2 separate regions of the Homo sapiens genome follow, and region 2 is linked to region 1. The links are chromatin loops, found by intact Hi-C in ENCODE. Cell type or tissue: GM12878. All regions are shown on one strand. Links, peaks and the distances in the headings refer to the core of each region. The heading gives the core; the rest is flanking DNA.

What was found. Hi-C counts contacts between places; a loop is a spot of excess contacts. Peaks named below come from ENCODE experiments on the same cell type or tissue, not always from the same donor. Only the 100,000 strongest peaks of a DNase experiment are listed, where the experiment ranks them.
Region 2: a loop joins it to region 1, with 2.2 times the contacts of the local background. A loop is called at or near these places in 2 of 110 quality-filtered maps.

Annotation. Positions count from the first base shown.
Region 1 is chr20:55,050,000-55,055,391 of GRCh38, reverse strand. No RefSeq gene overlaps it. Among named protein-coding and RNA genes, the nearest start is that of LINC01440, 370 kb to the left of the region's middle. In GM12878, for the core only: no CTCF peak of the experiment used is centred there; a DNase peak (open chromatin) is centred at 2,725.
Region 2 is chr20:55,114,554-55,119,945 of GRCh38, reverse strand. No RefSeq gene overlaps it. Among named protein-coding and RNA genes, the nearest start is that of LINC01440, 310 kb to the left of the region's middle. In GM12878, for the core only: no CTCF peak of the experiment used is centred there; DNase peaks (open chromatin) are centred at 2,115, 2,375 and 3,055.

The sequences.
Region 1 (5,392 bases), core at 189-5,188:
GGTTGGTTCCCTTCCAAGCATATGGCTTTTTAAACCATTGAAATTATTAGTGAAAGCTGATCCTTCAGGGAAGGTGAATTTGTTTTTTCCACAATATTGCTACACTATTGAAAGAAAACTCTGAAATTTTCAGTGTCTGACAAAAACAAGGGCTTACTTTTCTCATTCATAGATTTCAGGTCTGTGGGGTTTGGCTCATTTGCTTGGGCTGGGTTGGGCTGGGCTCTAGGCTGTGGGTTGGGTTTAGTTCTACTCTGCATGCCTTCAATATTCAGGGTCTAGCAGCTGCCCACTGAATGTCCTTTTCATGGGAGATCATGGGAACACAAGAGAAAAACACAAACTATTCAAATACATTTACAGCTTGGTTAGTACTATTAACCTTAATATCTCCATAATCAAAGCAAGTTATTCAGGCAAGCCCAGTGTTAAAGAGCATGGAAATATACATAATCTATCATTAAGTCATAGTAAATGTAGGGAAATGGAATTCCATAACAGGAAAGAGGAACCAATTGGAAACCATAATGAAATCTACTACAGGAGGTCGAGGAAGCATTTTTGAGAATTTCCATGCGTCTCCAGTACAATTTGATCAATTTAACTGGATGAAAAGCTATTAAAGGGCTATTTGATATTGCTCCTGAGTATCTCCACAGTATTAATTCTTCCATGCATACTTTCTGACAAATAATTTCCAGCTCAGTATGAAATGACTTGCACATTAAGGAATGCATTTGGAGGCAGGAGGGAGAAGGTGCTTATAATAACTTCCACCTACATTACCAATTAGTCACTTGGAAACAATACAGTATAGTATTTGAAAGATTGACTTCTTGAGTCAAGACAGCATTTGAATTCTGACTCTGCCATTTACTAGTTGTGTTACCTCTGTCGGGTTACTTAACCACCTTAACTAGTGCCTTCTTTTTGCAAAATGGAGATAATGATATTACCCACCTTTTATGCCAGAATAATGTCCCCCAAAAAGGACATTCACCTCCTAATCTCTGGGACCTGTGAATATGTGATGCCACGTGGCAAAACGAGCTTTGCAGATATAATTGAATATACTAATCAATGATCTTAAAATAGAGAGATTACCCTGGGTTATCTGGGTTGGCCCAATCATGAGTCCTTAATTAGAGAGAACTTTCTGCACCTGGAGGCAGGGCAAAGTGGCAGTAGTCAGAGAGATTCCAAGCAGAAGGCTTTGATACTCTAGCTAGCTCAGAGATGCAGAGGGGCTACTTGCAGGGGCTGGACAGAGGCTTCCATTAGTTAAAGATGGTCACAGATGACAGCCAGGAAGGAACCGGGGACCTCAGTCCTGTAACCACAAAGAACCAGATTCGGTCAACACCATGAATGCGCATGATATCAGGTTCCTTCCCCAGAGCATCCAGTTAGGAACAACGCACTGCAAACACCTTGCTTTTAGTCCAGCAAAACGTGTGTTGGACTTCAGACCTACAGAACTGTGAAATAATACAACGGTGTTATTTCAGGTCAAAGTTTGTGATAATTTGTTGCAGCAACAATAGAAAACTGATACCCAACCTCATGCTATTGTGGTGAGAATCCAATGATGTAACAGGTGTACAGCTCTAAGTATCTGTTAACAGTTTTATTTGTGTGTGTAATTCCTGCAGATTCTTACTCTTTAAAAACATCCAAACTGGAGTGCAATGTCTCAAACTCTCCTGGCATAAAAATATCATTAGCAGAAGTTTTTTGGGTTCTAGCTAATTAGATATGATACCTAACAAGCAGTCCACTTTCTGTATTTGTGTGCACAAAGCCGTCTGCTGCCTGGATACTACAGAAAACAAGTTGCTACAAATCCAACCACTGTAACTTCTCATTAAGTTTCCCTGGTGACTGGCCATCAGTAAAAGCCTTTCTTTACCTTGAAATGCAAATGTTAACATTTCTCACCAACAAACCATGCAAGATAAGATTCTAAATTATGGTTACAGAACATAGGAGAATGGGCAACCTGATTTTCTACACCATTCCTCTCCTCCAAAATCTCCTTCTCTTCCCATGTGATTCATTAATTATTTTAGTTTTTCTCCCCTAAACACCTTTCATAGGAAAGTTGAAAAGATGAATTTGGAAAATCTAGAGTCAGAATAATTTGATTATGAAAGGAAAACACACACACACACACACACACACACACACACGGAGTCAATAAAGGCAAGTTTGAGAGCCAAGAATACTTGGAAACCAGATTATTCGTGTCTTTCTGCAAACAGGTGCATTTCATTTGCATGATGCAGTAAGCATCTCAAACAGATGGGTAATCATGTGGGAGAAATGGCTATCGATAGCCATGCATAGGAAAGAAAATGGAGCTGCTGGTGTTGTGTTACCTCTTCAATCCAGCATTTTGCAACCCTGATTTTTTTTAATCCCACCACTATATATTTTAGTAGAAGGAAGCTACTTGTTTTTTGGGGGAGTGGGGCATCAGAAAAATTGTGCCAACTCACATCACCCCACATTGAAACGTCTGGTGTGTTTGGTAAATAATGATGATTTCAGAAACGACCTGCTGCTCCGAGTGGGATTTAAGCAAATCTCCTTCTTCCTTATTTAGCAAATTATAATTGTGTTGGGGCTTCCAGAGGGCCAGGAAGGGATATTGAGTCATACTAACCAAGCCTGCAGCAGCAACAAAATCATAGTGGGGAAGTGCTACTAAAAGCTTTCATTTTCTGTTACTCTTACCTAAGTTACCACAGTTTGGGCCTGGACAAACAATTGCCATGGCAACCATTATCTCCAGCAATTTGTATTCCTTGCTCATTTTTGTTCCACTTTGACAAAGCATTAGTCTTTTCATGTTCAATTTATTTTTTACCAGTCAGTTATACTCACATATGCAGCCTTGCTTAGCATCCCCTATCACATTGATACATTTTTTTTAATAGCCTGGTATTTGGCCATGCAGAATGAAAATGGTTTCTTTTGTTAACTATGAATTAAAATGTACCTGCTCACAGTTCTGCTTTTATCGCCAAAGTTTCCTTCAAAATGATTGAAGAAGATGGGCTGTCTTGAGGTACCATCTCCCAACTCTTTGTAGTTAAGAACTGGCGGACAGAGCTGGCCTGATCCAGACAACTTTTAAGGATGAAATTGAAAGTAAAAAGGATGGATGCCTAACTAGATTCCAGTAGCCTTTCCTCTAATCAAAGTACCAGCCTTATGGATCATTGCTCTTTCTGGCCCTGAACCTGTCTCTCTCTCTCCCTTTCAAACATAAAAGTACAACGTGCTGAGATTTGTCCCTTTAAAGGCCTTTAATATCAACTTTCCTGTGCTTTCATGAAAAATAATTACACATGCTTCTAATCCTTTACCTTACCAAAAATTTTCTTTGGTCTCTAGTGCTATGATTAGAACATAGGAGAATAAATTTGTAGCTCTTTTCCTGCTGGATAAATTAAGGGTCCTCTACAAGCATTTCTCCTCCCAACAGACAGCAAGGAAGTCAGTTTTATTTGCTACCAAAGGCTGTGGCATAGATATATGTTTTCATGTGTGTGTGACAAAAAACATCAAGCATTATAACTATTAATTGCTAATTATAATGCTATGTGCTTTATCTAACTCAACATAAGTCTTGCAATCTTTATTTTACACAGGAGGGAAAAGGAGATTTAGAAAGATGAACTAACCTGGTCAAGGTCTCATAGGCTGCTAAGTGGAAGAGCTGATACTTATACCCAAACACTGAAGCACTGTTGCAGTTGGTTTTAAATGGCAGCATGTTTCTGAATCACATGGAAGGCTTGTTAAAACTCAGATGACTGGGATTCTCCCCTCTCCCCTCTCCCCTCTGTTTCTGAGTCAGCGAGTCAGGAGTGGGGACCTGAGAATTTGCATTTCTATCAAGTTCCCAGGAGATGCTGTAGTAGCTGGTCAAGATCCCACGTGTTCAGAAGCACTGCACCATTGCATACTTAATTAAACCGTATTAGATATTTTAATTAAGCATACGATGGTGCAGAGCTGACTGCCATCACCTTCTCAGAAATCAGCTTTTCCTGCCTTCCATTTCTTTTTTCTTTTCTTTTTTTTTTTTTTTTTTTTTGAGACAGTCTCACTCTGTCACCCAGGCTAGAGGGCAGTGGCGCGATCTTGGCTCACTGCAATATCGGCCTCCCAGGTTCTTGCGATGATTCTCCTGCCTTGGCCTCCCGAGTAGCTAGGATTACAGGTGCCTGCCACCATGCCCAGCTAATTTTTGTATTTTTGGTAGAGATGGGGTTTCACCATGTTGGCCAGGTTGGTCTTGAATTCCTAACCTTGAGTGATCCACCCGCCTCAGCCTCCCAACGTGCTGAGATTACAGGCGTGAGCCATCGTGCCTGGCCCTGCCTTCCACTTCTGAGCATCTGGTCTCCAATCCACAATTCTTGATCATTTCTTCTCCCTCCCAAGTCTACCCATTTTATCATCTTTCCATCTACATCTTTCCATCTTCATCAGTGCTATGCTGGGACTCCACCAGGGGCTCATCTACACAGACTTCCTAACTGGCCTCCCTGACTGGTAGGTCCTTCCCGCTTCCCTCTCCTTCCCATCCCCTGCACTCAGGCTAAGTTATATATTGTGAATATGAATCTGATCATTTCTTTCTCATGTGTATTTTCTTTTATTAGCTTTCTTTTGTCCATAGAAAAAGTCCAGATTCCCACACATAGATTATGAAACTCTGAAGGAATACTCTTCATTTCCAGAAGAAATGATAATTATTAGAATAGAAATTTTAAAACATAATCATTATTATTTAATTTTGACATCAGTAAATGTTACAGCAAAGTACTGGTTGCTAGGAAAGTGTTAGGAATATTTCATTTCATCTGGGGTTAGGGGCACAGGTCTGGGTGGGTTTCCTTGAAGAATTCATATTTAAGCTGAGACTTGAGGGATGCAAAGGAAGGAGTGGAAGTAGGTAAGGGTTCAGGGCGATAGGCTCCCAGGACTCCAGGGAGCTATGGAAAGGGTGCCTCCTGTACATAATATTATTCTTCATGTGAATGGTACTTCTAAGTTCTGTAAAACTCTGGCCCTGTGAAGAGAAAGGACATTCCAGGCTGAGACCAGCATGTAGAAAGTCTGGGATAAACTTTAAGAAGATATGCTGATCTCAAATACTGGCCATGTTAATTGCCATTTTTTAATTGCTATTTGCCAGTTTATTTATTATGACAGTGTTTTCCCAAGCACTTCAGAATCTGGGGAATTTTTTAATAGCCGAATTTCTGATACCATACCCAACAATACACACACAAAGGACAGTGGAATAAGAATCTACAAAGGTAGGGCTAAAATAATTATTCAGATTTTTTAAAAAAAAGATTCAGAATCCTGAGAA
Region 2 (5,392 bases), core at 181-5,180, 65 kb before region 1:
TATATGTACACAGTGGAGTGTTATTCAGCCACAAGAAAGAATGAATTGTCATTTACAGCAACGTGGATGAAACTGGATGCCATTATGTTAAGTGCAATAAACCAGACAAAACACTGCATGTTCTTACTCATATTTGGGAGCTAAAAAGGTAGCAAGTAGGATGGTGATTACTAGAGGCCAGGAAGGGAGGGTGCAGGGAATGAAGAGAAGTTGGTAAATGGGTACAAAAACACAGTTAGATGGAAGGAATAAGGTCTAGTATTCAAAAGCATAGTAGGAAAATCATAGTTAACATCATTTATTGTATATTTTGAAATAGCTAGAAGAGAAGAATTGTAATGGTCTCAAAATAGACAAACAAAAAAAGATAAATGTTTGACATGATGGGTATTCCAGTTGCCCAGATTTGATCATTACATATTGTATGTATGTATCAAAATATCATGTTACCCCCAAATATGTACAATTATGATCTATCAATAAAAAATAAAAATATTAATATAAATTTTGACACATTCATATTGTGAAATATTACGTGTTAATTAAATGCTACTTTTAAAATAGTTTTGTGAATTGGTATAATGTATACAATATAAGGCATTCAAAAACAATCAGGATAAAAATCCTCAGGATAATTTTACTTTCAAAACAAATTTAAATATGAAGAAATGTTACATACAATGGTAATGATAGTGCTGTTTGCAATGATAAAAAATGAAAAAACCCTAAACCTTCAATGTGTTGAATTTATGTGTTCATTTAAAATCACGTTAAAAGAAAATTTAATGGATTGTCAACTTGTACTTACTATATATTCAGTAAAAAAGGCAGGATAATAAATTCTATGTAGAGAATGTTTCTAATAACACTTCAGGACTCAGTTCCTCAATTTCTGGCATTGAGTTTACTTCACTAAAGGATCAAGGAAGGTTTTCTGGAGAATGCATAGAAATTGATTCCTAAACATAGATGCATCTGTGTTTTCCCTCATTGTACTGCAGAAATATAATAAATGGACAACTTTTTTTGCCTAGTGCTTAATTTCATATGCCAGTGTTTTTTATTTTCTTTTGCATTCTATTCTTTCAGTGCCTTTTAAAATTTTGACAATGAGTGTATGCTAGCTTAATGACCAAGAGAATAGGCTCTATATGTCATGTGTGTGTGCTTATGGGTTGTGTGTATATGTGCATGTGTGTGGGTGTGTGTACTCTCCAGAATACTTATTTATATGTACACATATATGTTTTATTTATATTAATCTCCTGCTACCTGTCACTTTTTCTCTCTCATTTACCTATCATCTGTCTCTCTTATCTATCATCTATCTCTCTTATCTATCTATCTATCTGTGAGCTGCAGAAGATCAACATACACACATACACATGAGCAGACACTCTTTATGTTTGCTGTGCTAGAGTCTATATTTGTGGCCACTGTTGTTGGTTACAAAATTGGTATGTATTTCCTTATAATCCTAAGTAAAATCTCTTGAGTTTGGGGGGTTTTGTTTTTGCTTTTTGTTTGTTTGCATGTTTGCATGTTCTTTGAAAGAACACTTCTTTGTGTTCTAAGGATATTTTTTAAAAATTCAATTATTTCTGAAACGCTGGTTGGGGAATACTACTGGGTAATTAATAACAACATGTACATAGACAAACACTGGAATCTAATTTATTCAGTAATGTGACTTGAAATTGGTAGCTAATTTTGACTACATTAGGTGCACTTCTGTATTCACAATTCTAACCCGAAAACTTAGTTGGAAGGCATTACATTTTTATTAATTCAAGAAAACAAGCTTTGCATTTGTCTTCTTACTAGCTGAAACACCGGGCACAGTGGCTCACACCTATAATCCCAGCACTTTGGGAGGCTGAGGCAGGCGGAACACGAGGTCAGGAGTTCGAGAACAGCCTGGCCAACATGGTGAAACCCCATCTCTACTAAAAATACGAAAATTACCTGGGCATGATGGTGAGGGAAGAGAGAGACCCTCTCATATGGTTTTATATTGTTTTATGCTCAGTACCTGTTTTAAGAAAAAAAAAAAAAAAAACAAGGAAGTGAAATCAAAGACAGGCAGCCCAGTGCCAGGGCCAAAACCAGGCCTGGGCCTGCCTGGCCTAAACCTAGTGGTTAAAAATCAACTCATAACTTAGAAACTGGTGTTATTCATAGATTCCAGACATTGTATAGAAGAACATTGTGAAACTCCCTGCCCTGTTCTGTTTCACTCTGACCACCGGTGCATGCAGCCCCTGTCACGTACCCACTGCTTGCTCAAATCAATCACGACCCTTTCATGTGAAATCTTTAGTGTTGTGAGCTCTTAAAAGGAACAGAAATTGTACACTCAGGTAGCTCGGATTTTAAGGCAGTAGCTTGCCCATGCTCCCAGCTGAATAAAGCCCTTCCTTCTACAACTCCATGTCTGAGAGGATTTGTCTGCCACTCATCCTGCTACAATGGCACCTGCCTGTAATCCCAGCTACTCAGGAGGCTGAGGCAGGAGAATTGCTTGAACCTGGGAGGTGGAGGTTACAGCGAGCTGAGATCACGCCACTGCACTCCAGCCTGGGTGGCAGAGTGAGACTCCATCTCAAAAAAAAAAAAAAAAAAAAAAAAATTAAAAAAATAAAGTTCCCAAACTATGGAGTCACTCTATGTTGTTTTTTTTTTCCTTGAAAAATAAACCGAAAAGTTCAGAAACAACAACAACAAAAAATGATGGGAAGGCAAATTGTAACCTTGAGCTCTATGTATTAAAACTACATTTGACATTTTGTCTTAGTCTATGAAGATAAAGTGGAGGTAGTATTCATTCCATTAGTTGAAGGTTTCTCGGCTTCCACAGCTCTCTGTTTAAACAATCAAAAATGTATTTAGATGTTGTCAAATGTCTCATGAATAGGAGCATAAGATCACTTTCAGCTGAGAACCACAGAGTTAGCCCATCAGTCAGTCTCTAAACATTTTGAGATCTTACTTTGCATCCATCATTGTACTGAGTGCAGAAGACAGAGCAAATAAAATGCAGCCTTGGCTTCAAGAAGCTCGACTTCTAGAGACATGAAAAACAATCAAAGAATGAGTGTGGCATTGTGTTTGCATCATTAAAGAATCACGGAAGGTTTTCTAGAGAATGCAAATGAATTGAGTCCTGAAGTATGACTAATATTTAACTTGTATACTCATCTTCATAAAGCCATCTAAAGGAGTGTAGAAAGGCAAGGTTCAATGAATGATCGAGGTGTGTTAGGAGAACAGGGCGCTGAATGTTAAAATGGAGCAAGCCATGTTGGAAATTGAGATTGGACAATTTCATTCACAAAGAAATTACTCTAAAACCAATAGTAAGTGCATAATAGAATAAAGAGTGAATGGGAAGTCAGCAAGTGCCACTTGGCAAGTAAGAACATCTCAGTTCTGAAATGTGAATTGTGTTATACAACTGCATTCAATTACATTGTTTCAAAAATCAAGGAATGGGGCAAACTATTTTACTTTAAGAAGTCCCTGTCTTCCCTTTGTCATTTTTTTTAAAGAACTTTTGGTGCTCAATGTTCTTTAAGAACATGTAGACCACAGACAAATTAAGTTTTCTTTAAAATTTATTAACATATGACTATATTTATATTCTGTTGACCCAGGTTATAGGAAGAAGAGAAACATTAGAAGGAAAACCAATTATCTGCTCTGTGACTGTGTTGATCCATTTAATACTAATGTAATTTGAATACATTGATTCAAATGAGCAAATATCTTAGAAGCTTATCATGTGTCAGTCAGGTAATCTCGGGAAGGAAATGTTTGAAATACAACCTCTGACCTATGGGAATATTTAGTCTAATAAGAATATTGCTAGAACAGAATCAGTAGTAACAAACTTTTTTTTAGCTAATATTAGGTACTGGACAGTATACTAAGGTCTAGGGATGTAAAGATAACACAGTCCTCACCTATACGTGCTTGCTGGCTGGCAAGGAAACAGACGTCATTGAAAATCTGAAAGCTGTCCATGGAGCCAACAGGGAGAAGTCATAGAAATTTATTCTACTACCCCAGACCCTGAAAATCCTCACCATCCATAAAGACTGGATATCTCCATTATTTCCAGAAAATTAAAAATCAAGAGTTGCTATCTGGGTGAATTAGATGTTACAGTTGCTCACACTTCATATAGGCATTACAAAGACTGCTTACTATGAGGAATACACACAGGGAAACCTCAACTTTGTTGCTCCCAAACCCTGAGAGTAGATTATATCACATTGCTAAACTCACTCAGTGGGGGGCTCCCTGCCACATCCATATCATCCACATCAGTGATGGTCCAGGCCTAATGATTGGATAGGAAGTCAGAGACTCAGACATTAGGCTGTGGTCATAGTGTGCAATGAACATGTCATCCAGTTCCTGTGACCCCAGTAATCTCAATTCTTATCTTACACATGGGGATACACACAAAAATGAGTATGAGTACATCACATTGCACAGATTCATGAGACCCATCTTCATCAGAAGAGAGCTGAGGTTATGATATAATCACATGAGAAATTAAACTAACAATGAGCCTTCAACTTCAGATCAGAAAAATCTGAAATTAGTATATGTCTGACTGCAAAGTTGAGTTGAAAGAAGCCAACAAGTAAAGTAAGATCCCTTGATAATTTTGGCTAAGTCAGTTACAAGGGAACAGAAGGAACTTCATGAAGTAGTCCATTGGAGGGAAGAGAACTGAGTCTTGTGTTGAAATGTGATCATTCTTATTACATTGCTTTCTCATTAATATTGTGCCAGGCAAATAAATCTCTTTTGTGTCCATTTTAAGTTAAAAAAAAATTCCCAGAGGGCCCAGAAAACAAATAGCATGGAATCATATGTAGATTTATGATGAAACAAATAAACCATAGGCCTAAGGACCCCTCACGTTCATGGACCTCTCCAAGAATCTGAGAAGGATCCCAGAAAAGCATTCACATGATCATATGCTTTCGTTACATCTGTAGAATTTGGGTGTTTGAACTAAAATCTATTGTCTACCATCGTTTTTTATTCTGACTTCCTTTTCATCACATTTCCCCTTGTGTAGGGCAGATTTGAAGTGGCTTCCTCTTGGGAATCTCTGCTAAGTAGAAGTACTAATGGGAATGCATTTAATTAGGGGAATATATTTATTTGTTTACAGCCATTTCCATGTGTGGTTAAAGCATTGCTAAGTCTCCAAAGTTTGTGAATGGCTTCAAGGAACTTCTCTCCCTACTACTGTGCCATCTCATCTGGTGCACAGAAGAGAGCATTCTTGCAATATAATGACACCTGGCACAAAAATCATTTGGGTAATGAAGGAGAAACAATGTTTACAACATAGGGAATCCAGTAGCAGACC